2 separate regions of the Mus musculus genome follow, and region 2 is linked to region 1. A link is a contact called in ENCODE Hi-C or POLR2A ChIA-PET data. All regions are on one chromosome and are shown on one strand. Each heading gives the region's core, a stretch centred on a gene start or an enhancer-like site at or near the end of the contact. The rest is flanking DNA. Distances are from core to core; before and after follow the strand shown. Region 1 holds the start of Smco3 (single-pass membrane protein with coiled-coil domains 3). Region 2 holds the start of Erp27 (endoplasmic reticulum protein 27).

Region 1 (4,994 bases), core at 785-3,284:
GGAGGTAACTCCCAGATAAATTCTGCACTTAGGGCCAGAGGCAGCTGCATTTCACTGGAAGGCCTGAGCCAAATTATAGTTGTTAGACCAACCCTGTGACAAGCCTGATGAATAAATCTGTATTCCTGATTCGAGCTCATTCCTCAGTGATAAGAACGCTCACAAACATGTGGCTCCCTGACCACTACACACTGAGGACAACCATGTAGGCAACCAAGATGGTGGTACTCACATGGCATGGCCATGGTGGTGCTCATAAGGATAATGCCACCTAGGGAGCTGCCTCCGATCTCCACTTCTTGCAGCCTCTGGCTCCTCTAGGACCATTGTAGTCCATCCTTCCCTGCACAGACATCTATCTGTTCACTCATCCTCCTCCCTTTCCTTCCTCGTGTCATCCCTGACGTCCCACTGGGCACTGGAAAGAGCAGGCAGACCTGACTTGGACACAGGGACTGCCACAGCAGCAACAGCAGCTATTGCCTGTCCTGTCCTGTCCTGTCCTCACACCCAGTGCAATCTCTCCAAAGACAACCCCCTTATACTGGGGCTATGGTCATGGACACATTGAGACAGCTGACTTTGTGACACACGGGCTCCCAATGCCTGAATGTTTATCTCACCTGCCCTACAAAGCCCATCCCTTCTGTGAATGGGGATTTGGAGTGTGGAGTCCAGATACCAAAAAGCCTGGGACAGGGTTCAAGCTGAATACTGTCCAGGGTCTAAATGCCAGAGACCTTGCTAAGGAACAAGGACAACCTGCCTCTGTGGGGGTGGGATGTCACTCCCTCTCAGACCTTCTGCACAAACCGGTTCCATACATTCTTATCTCTGCAGTGATTTCTTCTGCTTTGTCACACCCTAGTGTCCTCAAAGCATCCCAGAGATGGGCAATACTTTCTACTACAGTAGTCCCTTGGGTACTAAGACTTTTCCTTGAGCCTGAGATCTAAAGGAGTATAAGGATAAATACCCATCTTCAGTTGTAACTTACAAATACAGCATCAATAGACATGCCGGGCTGGAGAGATTGCTCAGGGGTTCAGATCCCTGAATGCTCTTCTGGATGGCCTTGTTTCAGTTACAAGCACCCACACAGCAGTTCACAATTGTCTGTACCCCCATTAGCAGGGGATCCAGTGCCCTGTTCTGACCTCTGCAGGCTTCCGTACATGTGGTATTCACCTACACTTAGGCTCACACATAAATAAATACACATATAATTGCACAAATATATTTTTAGACATGCATCATTTACATAGAAGAGGGAAGTCTCAGAGGCTTTAGGAATAGCCAGACAACAAAGGAATGCTGAGAGCTGAGATGGGGAGAGAGACTTCCCAGGGAGGCGAGGCTGATGAACAGCCTATGGGATATCCAATCCCCACTATGGCTCAGAAACCATATCTATACAAGCAAAACTATGAAATGAACAGGCTATATTTATATATGTAGGAGTGTGTGTGTGTAAAACAATTACAGCTAAAGAGAAAGAAGCATGATTTCCAGAAAGAACAAGGAGAAGTGCATGGGGTGGGGAGGGAGAGGAGGGAGGGAACGGACATCAGGCACAGCGTCCTCCGGACTGGTTCCCCTGTTAAGATGATGCAGTGATAAGGAGCAGCACACCTAGCCTGGGAGGGGAGCTGCTGCTTACATTTTGGCCATATGGGTTTTGTATTTCCTGAGAACTGAACAAAACCAGCAGCAGATAGAGGCCACAATGCAGAAGGAGCAGAAGGAACTGTCCCCAGCTGAAGTCATCACTGACACTGAGCCAGAAGGAACTGTCCCCAACTGAAGAGTCATCAATGATACTGAGCCGGATTTGTTCAGCTAAAGAAAAGAAAATACAAAACCATTTTGGAGAGTTTTATAATGACTAAGTTAATATTGCTTATGATTATAGCAACAGAAACATATGATTATAGGAAACAGAAGTATTGTGAAAACTGAGCCAGGCAGAAATGGCTGTGAACCAGATGGGCAGTGGGACCCAGCAGAGAGCAGAAAATCTCCTGGCTCATCACATTCCACCAGAAGCTTCCAGATGAGCCCACGGGATAACCCTTCGACAACACTGCTGAGACACGGAGAGCACACACACTTGGGAAACCCAGAAAGGTAAGTGATGTGGAGACTCAGTGAGCACTAGAATACTCTGAAGAACAAGCCTTAATTACAGGCTTTGGGATAATGCCAGTTGTGAGTGGCCATAGACCGTGTCAGCTTTGTCCGAGGGGCTCTCAGGGCATGCTTTGGAGATTCCCTCCTTGAAGGCAGCAGGGAAGGAAGAACTCTATTGAGAGCTGTAAAACTAAGTCACTGAGGGAGAGAGGCAATGAACACATGAATGTTAGGAAGGCTGGAGATGGAGCCATGCTACATGTGGGAAAGTGCAATGCGTGTCTGGAAGATGCTCTGTATCTTCAGTGTCATGAGGGACACACATAAATTGTCATGAATGAATAAAGATGGCTCTTACTTGAGCCAATGAACAGCACTTGCCTGTACACGATGAAGTTACTCATACTTTGACACAGTCTGTGCCTCTAAGCAGCCTTTGTGGGGGGAAACACAATGTTTTTCTGAGAAATGTCTCAAGTGCACAACAGAATCCTGTGATAAATGCTGATGGGTAACTGTGACAGGCTTCATTCTGCTCAGAATTATGAAGTCATTCTGCTCAAAATATTAGAGGAAATTTAGAGGAATTTGTATCAGAAAAAGGACCATTGCATCAGGATTCACTAAACACTGAGCAGCATGTCTTTGATTGAACTAAGTGAAGCTCGGGCTAGAGAGCAGCTGCTCTTTCCTCTGCAAAGTGTCTGGCCTTGCCTGTATTCTGTGTTCACTCACAAGTGCACACCGAGGAGGGAGACAGCAGTGCATGAGCTGAGAGAACACCTCAGCTCACTGTCCTGTGTGTGTGTGTGTGTGTGTGTGTGTGTGTGTGTGTGTGTGTGTGTGTGTGTGTGTGTGTGTGCATGTACGTAAGGTAACACCTACTTACTATGTGAAAGCCTCAGTCGATACTTCCACGGAAGCCCTGGCATACTGGGCTTACATGGACCGTGCTTCAGCCCAGCTTTAGAAATGATCAGAACAAGGCTCATCCTATCATTCTGTCACTCAGATCTACTATGTCTTCCACTTTACTGAGATACAAATAGCAACAGCCTAATCAATTCATCTTAAATGTCTTCAGTTGTATTCTTAGAAAAACAACTCTTTTTGAAATGCATCCTATGTTCCCCAAGTTCAGCAAGACCATAGCAGACAGACACCAGCAGCATGGCATAAAAATTTACTGTGGGTGTCAGCAGAAAAGCTTTTTGAAATGCAATTTGAATATTTGTCAAGACGATAAAATATGTAGTCAACAAGATGGCTCAGGGGGTAAACGTGTGGGCCAAGCCTGACAACCTGAGTTTGCTTCCAGAAGTCACAGGGTGGACTGAGAGACCTGACCCCCACAGCTGGGCTTTACGTCCATGTCACACAGCTCCTATTCTATTGCCTTTCGACCTATTTCTTCCCAGGAAAGAATGAAGATGATGGAAAGGAAAACAAGCTATGCATATAAACATTACAAATACAACACAATTTGAGGTATATTGAATTATGATATTTAGACTGGTTTGTGTACCTAATATACTGCTTATAAAATTAGAAGTATAGGAAAGTCAATGACTTAATATAAGAAGAATCTCATTATTGCTACAATTTTATTGTTATTACAACGTTGTAAAGATTTTCTTGCACATAGATAAATTTTAGATATAAAAACACTCAAGACAGTGGGACTACAGATGTCTTTCTTCCTCTGTTTAAAGGTTTATAGATCATGGTAATGCTGTTACATGTAAGATATTTTATCAGGTGCTATTTTTAATGTCTTAACATTATAATGTGAGCATCGGCCAACACACAAATCACCTGTCACGTTCTAGAAGTTTCCTGCAGTCCCCTCAATCCTAGTTTCTCTCTTTAAGTTCCTGTAGCTCTGGGCAGAGGGTGCACTGTGTTCTCTGAAGTCCCCTGAAAAGTTGTATTTGAAAAATGACAGCCAGGCAGTGGTGGCAGATGCCTTTAATCCCAGCACTTGGGAGGCAATGACAGGCAGATTTCTAAGTTCGAGGCCAGCCTGGTCAACAGAGTGAATTCCAGGACAGCCAGGGCTACACAGAGAGACTGTCTCAAAAAAAAAAAAAAAAAAAAAAAAAAAAAAAAAAAACAGAAAAAAATGTGACAGGGAAGAACAAAGCATAATGATATATACGAATGAGAGATCCAACTGAGGCACATGACTTGGAATGAAAATTGTAAATTTTAATTTAAATAAACAATTTAAAGAGGATAAACAAGACCAGGTAGGAGAGCACAAACCTTTAATCCTAGCACTGAGATGCAGAGACGAGAAGATTTCTATGAGTTTAAGGCCAGCCTGGCTTACAACAAGAGTTCTGTGCCGTCCAGGTCAACAACAGCAGCAATAATGATGATAATAATAATAATAATAATAATAATAATAATAATAATAGTTATAGATAGCTGACAATCAGTACCCCTTCCAGAAAACCTAAATCCCCTACACAGTACCGTGAAACTATCCCTAACTTTTAGAGTAATCACCCTTTCCCTTCTTCTATATTCCTCCTTTAATGTGTTAAGAGTCCCAGACATGATCAGAGCTGCCCTACACGCCTATGGTGTCCACTGTCTCCACAGCTGACATTTCTGTCTACAGTCTTGAATATATATTGTTATTCTGAGGACGTTTTGGTTTTGAAGCAGGCTCTCATTGTGTTGCCTTGGCTAGCCTGGAACTTGCTATGAACTACAGGCTGGCCTTGAACTCACAGAGATCTGGGTGCCTCTTCCTCCATAGTGCCAGGATCAAAGGCATATGCCACCATGCCTGGCTGGTGATGGATTATTGCACGGGTGTTATTTTTGTATATTCCTTAATTTAAAAAATAATTTAC
Region 2 (4,994 bases), core at 1,734-4,233, 87 kb before region 1:
CTGTTCTGAATTCACACCCCAGCGTTCCCCTCCCTCGTAAGTACAGTTGGTTGACCTCATGTACCAAATTCTCTGTTTTTTTTTAAACTTTTGACCAATTTGCTGATCTCCCCTCTCACCTAACATTCAGATTCCTAAATTCTATATATCCTGATCCCCAGATGTCACAGTGACCCTCTCTCTAACTAAGACATTCATAGAATGACATTGAAGTCTGTAATATAGAGAAAGAAAGAACGCCCTGCAAGCTGCCAATCTTGAACTGCTTCAAACCTGGGGTCAGAATGTAGGTCTCTCAACTTGTTTGCCTACCTGACTGTCCTCTGTCAGTTTTTAACGGTGCAATCTGCTACATCTCTGGAAAGAGATTTCAGGCCCACCGACTTAAGTCACGCCATACTATGGCTTAATAATCAGAATCAACTCTGACACTTTTACTGAAACTCCACCCCCCAAGTATGGGGAGTGAGGGGCAAAATGAGTCACATTTTTCAAAGGAATTTGGGGTCTTAAGGATGCTTTAGTATATCTGTCTGGAGGGACTGTTTGGGCTCTGAGACAAGGTCTCCTGTGTGTGCATGCAGCTCGACCTGGTCTTAAACTTGTTCGTACCTTAGCTTCCCTGATACTACAAATGGAATTGTGCACACCTGGCTTAGTTATAAAAAGGAAAGAAACGGAGAAAGAAAGAAAGAGAGAGAGAGAGAGAGATGTTCGGCCAGGCTTGGACACTTGCTTCAGCTTCTGCCCATGTGAGCTGCGTACCAGGCTCTCCCATTTTTAGTTTCTTTTCTGACACCAGACTCTCACACTAATAGCCCTTTCTTTCTTCCCAGTGGATAAAGCCACATTCATGGTTGGCAGCTATGGGCCCCGACCAGAGGAGTACGAATTCCTCACTCCAGTAGAGGAAGCTCCCAAGGGCATGCTGGCCCGAGGCACTTACCACAACAAGTCCTTCTTCACGGATGACGACAAACAGGACCACCTCACCTGGGAATGGAACCTGGCCATTAAGAAGGATTGGACAGAATGAGTGCGTCTGTCCGTCCCTCCTGTCACCTTCCTCACCCACCAGAAGAGTTCTCCCGACCATGTTGATCATCACAAACTCCCTCCTCCCTCCCTGTTCCTAGCTAGGCCCTTTCTCTGTCACACACACACACACACACATTTCATCACCAATATGTTTTATCTTACCCCATCTCTCAGAGTGTTCCCTGCAAATGAGACTTAAAACCCTGGCTTCTCCCACCTTGAGTCCTGAAGGTCAAGAAATGGGCAAGCTCCGGCTGACGCCTCCTTGGCCTTCTGTTCAGAAGTTTATTCTTGCCACTGGGTTCTTCCGGTTCGATGAACCCCGTTGTCTTCTCTGCCAAGGGGAGCTCTCCTTTTGTGGGAGACACTGTAAACAACACCAAAGGAAAAGAATAAAATCGTTGTGTGTGTGACTGAGAACCTCATTTGCTTTCCTTTGCCCTTAAATAAATATGGTACCAGAAAGCCCACATTGTGAGTTGTCTTATGCATGGGCGTATGGATGAGAGCCATGGTACAGGGGATATGTATGTCTTTGCCAACGGGTTGTCACAATATAATGGTCAGTGAATGTTAATAATACAGAGGATGAACATTCTAAATCTCATTGATTGTGTAATATTTTCTTAGAATGGCCTCATCTAAGATTGAGATGAACACCCCACTGCCTGTAGAAACCTCTTCTTAGCCTTGACTCGTGGGTCAAATCAGGCTGTCTCCTGCTTCGTGGGCTCCCAACATCTACTGATGAAGAAGTGGAAGCGTCAACGCTACTTCATTGTATTACGTCACATAAAGGCCTATCGCAAGATGGTCTCCACACGGATCACTCTCTTCCTTCCCATGATTCTCAGTGACTAAAGTTCTTTCACATTCTGTTTTCACCTCTAGATTTTTGGCTCTTCCCCGTTAAATCCCTTGTGATTGGTTAATAGTGATCATCAGCTTGACAGACTCTAGAGCCACCTAGGAGAAGAGCCCCCGAGGCCTGCTTGTGAGGGAGTTTCTAAATTAGGTTCATGGAGGTGGGAAGACTCACCCTACCTATGGGTGGTGTCCTTCCGTGCCGGGACATATTACAATGGAGAAAGCAGGCTGAACACCACCATCCCTCATCATCATTCCTAACTGTGGGTATAGTGTGACCAGCCGTCTCGATCTCCTGCAGGGTGCCTTCCTCCCTGCCGGGTGCCTTCCTTGCTGTGATTGACTGCACCCTCAAACTGGGAACCAAAATAAACCCCACCTTCTTTAGGTTGCTCTGGTCACTTAAAATATTTTCTCACAGCAGGGAAAAGCAACACAAGTCCGTTCCACATTTTGATGCCCAGAGCCTATTCGCCCAGGCCTCTGTCTGTAGCGACTTCGAGGCAGACATCCTCCATCAAATCCCACATGGCCCTAAGAGTTCCCCGTGTCTCTCACAGCAGCCTATGAATTTTTCTGTGTTTTACCACTCTCTGATACATGTTTAAATCATGGATTTTTGTGTTCACCTCTCCCATCAAGAATGTAAGCTGAGCTGGGCAGTGGTGGCGCACGCCTTTAATCCCAGCACTTGGGAGACAGAGGCAGGCAGATTTCTGAGTTTGAGGACAGCCTGGTCTACAGAGTGAATTCCAGGACAGCCAGGGCTACACAGAGAAACCCTGTCTCAAAAAACCAAAACCAACCAATCAAACAAACAAACAAAAACAAACGTAAGCTGAGAGGCACTGGGTCAGCTCACAGCCATATTTATAGACTGCTTAAATCAATAAGCCGCATAGAGTACCTACATATTTTTTTTTATTATTTAAATGAACGGACCCGACTTCCTTCTGGCTGGATATGTTCCAGAGCTCTTCCACTGTGAGCCACTTATCACAGAAGGTGAAAGTTCCCCCCTGGAGTCAGCTGCAAGGTTCCCAGAGCTCTTATAACACACAACCACTTCAGTTCACCAGCCTGTCCTGGATTGGCACCCACTCTCAACATCTACAGTGGGCACCAGAGAGCAACAATGAAAATCACCAGGTCTAGATGCCTAATCCTCTCGTTTGTCCTCGTGTGTGGGCTGGTTCCAGAGGTTACAGCAGATGTGGAAGAAGCCACGGGTAAAAGAAAGAAAAATAGAAAAAGAAAAAAGGGGTGGGGGTGGGGCAGTGGTGTGGCCACAGTGAAGCTGCCATGAGGAAAAGACAGGGACAGGGACTCGAGAAAATACCATGCGTGCTTTCATTCCAAACTAGAAATTTTCCAGACGCTTCTGGGTTAAGATGCATATTGCCCACACTTCCTCTCCTCTCACTGCAGATGGTCTCAGCACTACCCAGGAACCCATATGGCTCACAGACGTCCCAGCCACCGTGGAACTCATCGCTGCTGCTGAAGTGGCAGTCATAGGCTTCTTCCAGGTTTGTGATACACCCCACCTGCATACCCATAATCGGGCATCTTGGCTTTAAGGTAGTCAATCCAGGGGCCTGTTGGGCTAGTGACATTTGGGAGTGAGAGGGCACACACTCTGCTTTCAGATTATCATCCAAGGTTCTTTTGTTTCAAAGCTGTCTGCCCTCCGCATGAGGTCTTTCACTCGCTTGCTTCAGGGTCTCTGAGTCTCATGGCTGAATCTCCTTACCTGTGGACACTTTGAAAGAAAGCAGGTGTCAGCAGGGAGTCAGTCAAATCTCATCGTTGTCCTAAATGCCCTAAACTCCCTGAGTCTGGACCCATAGAACCCTGCTCACAGGCGGAAGGGAAAGTAGAGGCACTTTTAAATTTTATTCGTTTATTCATTAATTTATTATTCAAGATAGGGTCTCAAAACTAAGGCCAGCCTAGAACTTGCAGTGTAGCCTGTGCTTCTCTCACATGGACAATCCTCCTGCCTCAGCCTCCTGAGTAGTGGTCTAAAAGGACTATGCCACACACTCAGGCCAAACCAATAAAACCTGGAAACACTTTTCACAGGATGTGCTAAAAAAAAAAAAAAAATAGGGAGGCCTTCACTCGTCTTTCTCGCCTTCTCCGAATACTGAAGAAGGTGACAGGATAACTGACAGCTTCCTCATTGGCTGTAGGCTAACACGTAGACAGTCACACACAAGAGGGTCTCATCCCAGCCTTTCCCTCTCGCTCTGCTAATAGCAGATGGCAATCCTCACAGCTAATCCAGCCGTTCTTCAGACATTCTTGTCTACTTCCATCCCTTGATTCCAACCCACAGTCACCCTGTCCATTCCGTGTACACAGCTGGAAATGGCTGAGATGGGGTGCCAGCAGGAGTCCGGTTTTGGTGCTAAGGGACTGAGTTTCAGAAAGGAAAGAGCAAAGAATGAGAAGGGTGTAGTAACACAAGAGACCACCAGATGGAGCCATCGGGTCCTTGAGCAATTCAATTCCAAAGCCCAGATTACAAACCAGGGAGCCCTCCAACAAATGTCCACAGCTTCTAAGTGAATGCCCTCTTCCTTTCAAAAGAGCGAGTCTCCAGTTCTGTCTTGTGATCCCAGACTCGAGAGTAGCAACCGTCCCTTCTCCTTTCACATGGCCTTTAGCTCAGTGAGATGTAGGTTTACTCTTGTGTACTTCCTGGAGCTTCTGTGGACAGCCGTCCTGACACAGCAAGGACTACAGTGGTAGTGTCCGTGGGAGGAGAGAGGCCATCACTAATGACTGGACTCCCAGCTTCCTAACTGCGGGCCTGGGGTACAACAGGTGCACAGGCCATTAAGTACCCTCATGCGCAAGCCTGAAAGGATCCCTGGAAGGGGGGGACATGACCTCAGCTCCTGCACATCTCCTGAGGACCATGCTAAGCCCCTGCTCCTTTATGTTACATCTTCCTGTTCCTCCACAAATTGTTCCCAAAACATTTGCTTCTCTGGGTGCTTGAATGGCTATATCGTCCATCTTCACAGACCTCTGGACACCAAGGCATCCCTCAGCTACAGGTAGAATTCAGGCTGTACGAC

What was found. A loop is a pair of places that touch in the nucleus more often than their neighbours do. ChIA-PET counts read pairs that join two places held with the same protein, here RNA polymerase II (POLR2A).
Region 2: a map of T-helper 17 cell shows a loop between it and region 1 (2.8-fold over the local background). The contact joins the promoter of Erp27 here to the promoter of Smco3 in region 1. A Hi-C loop is called at or near these places in 3 of 37 maps with a recorded cell type or tissue (T-helper 1 cell, T-helper 17 cell and regulatory T cell). POLR2A ChIA-PET finds 5 or more read pairs at or near these places in 2 of 5 experiments (both embryonic stem cell).

The regions. Positions count from the first base shown.
Region 1 is chr6:136,832,490-136,837,483 of GRCm38, reverse strand. Smco3 (single-pass membrane protein with coiled-coil domains 3) reads left to right here and starts at 2,034. Exons shown (of 2, transcript NM_001039558.2): 1 at 2,034-2,127. All of the region lies in intron 2 of BC049715 (cDNA sequence BC049715), which reads right to left.
Region 2 is chr6:136,920,169-136,925,162 of GRCm38, reverse strand. Erp27 (endoplasmic reticulum protein 27) reads left to right here and starts at 2,983. Exons shown (of 7, transcript NM_026983.2): 1 at 2,983-3,134; 2 at 3,334-3,434. The coding sequence starts at 3,041. Arhgdib (Rho, GDP dissociation inhibitor (GDI) beta) reads left to right here. Exons shown (of 6, transcript NM_007486.5): 6 at 837-1,503. The coding sequence ends at 1,036.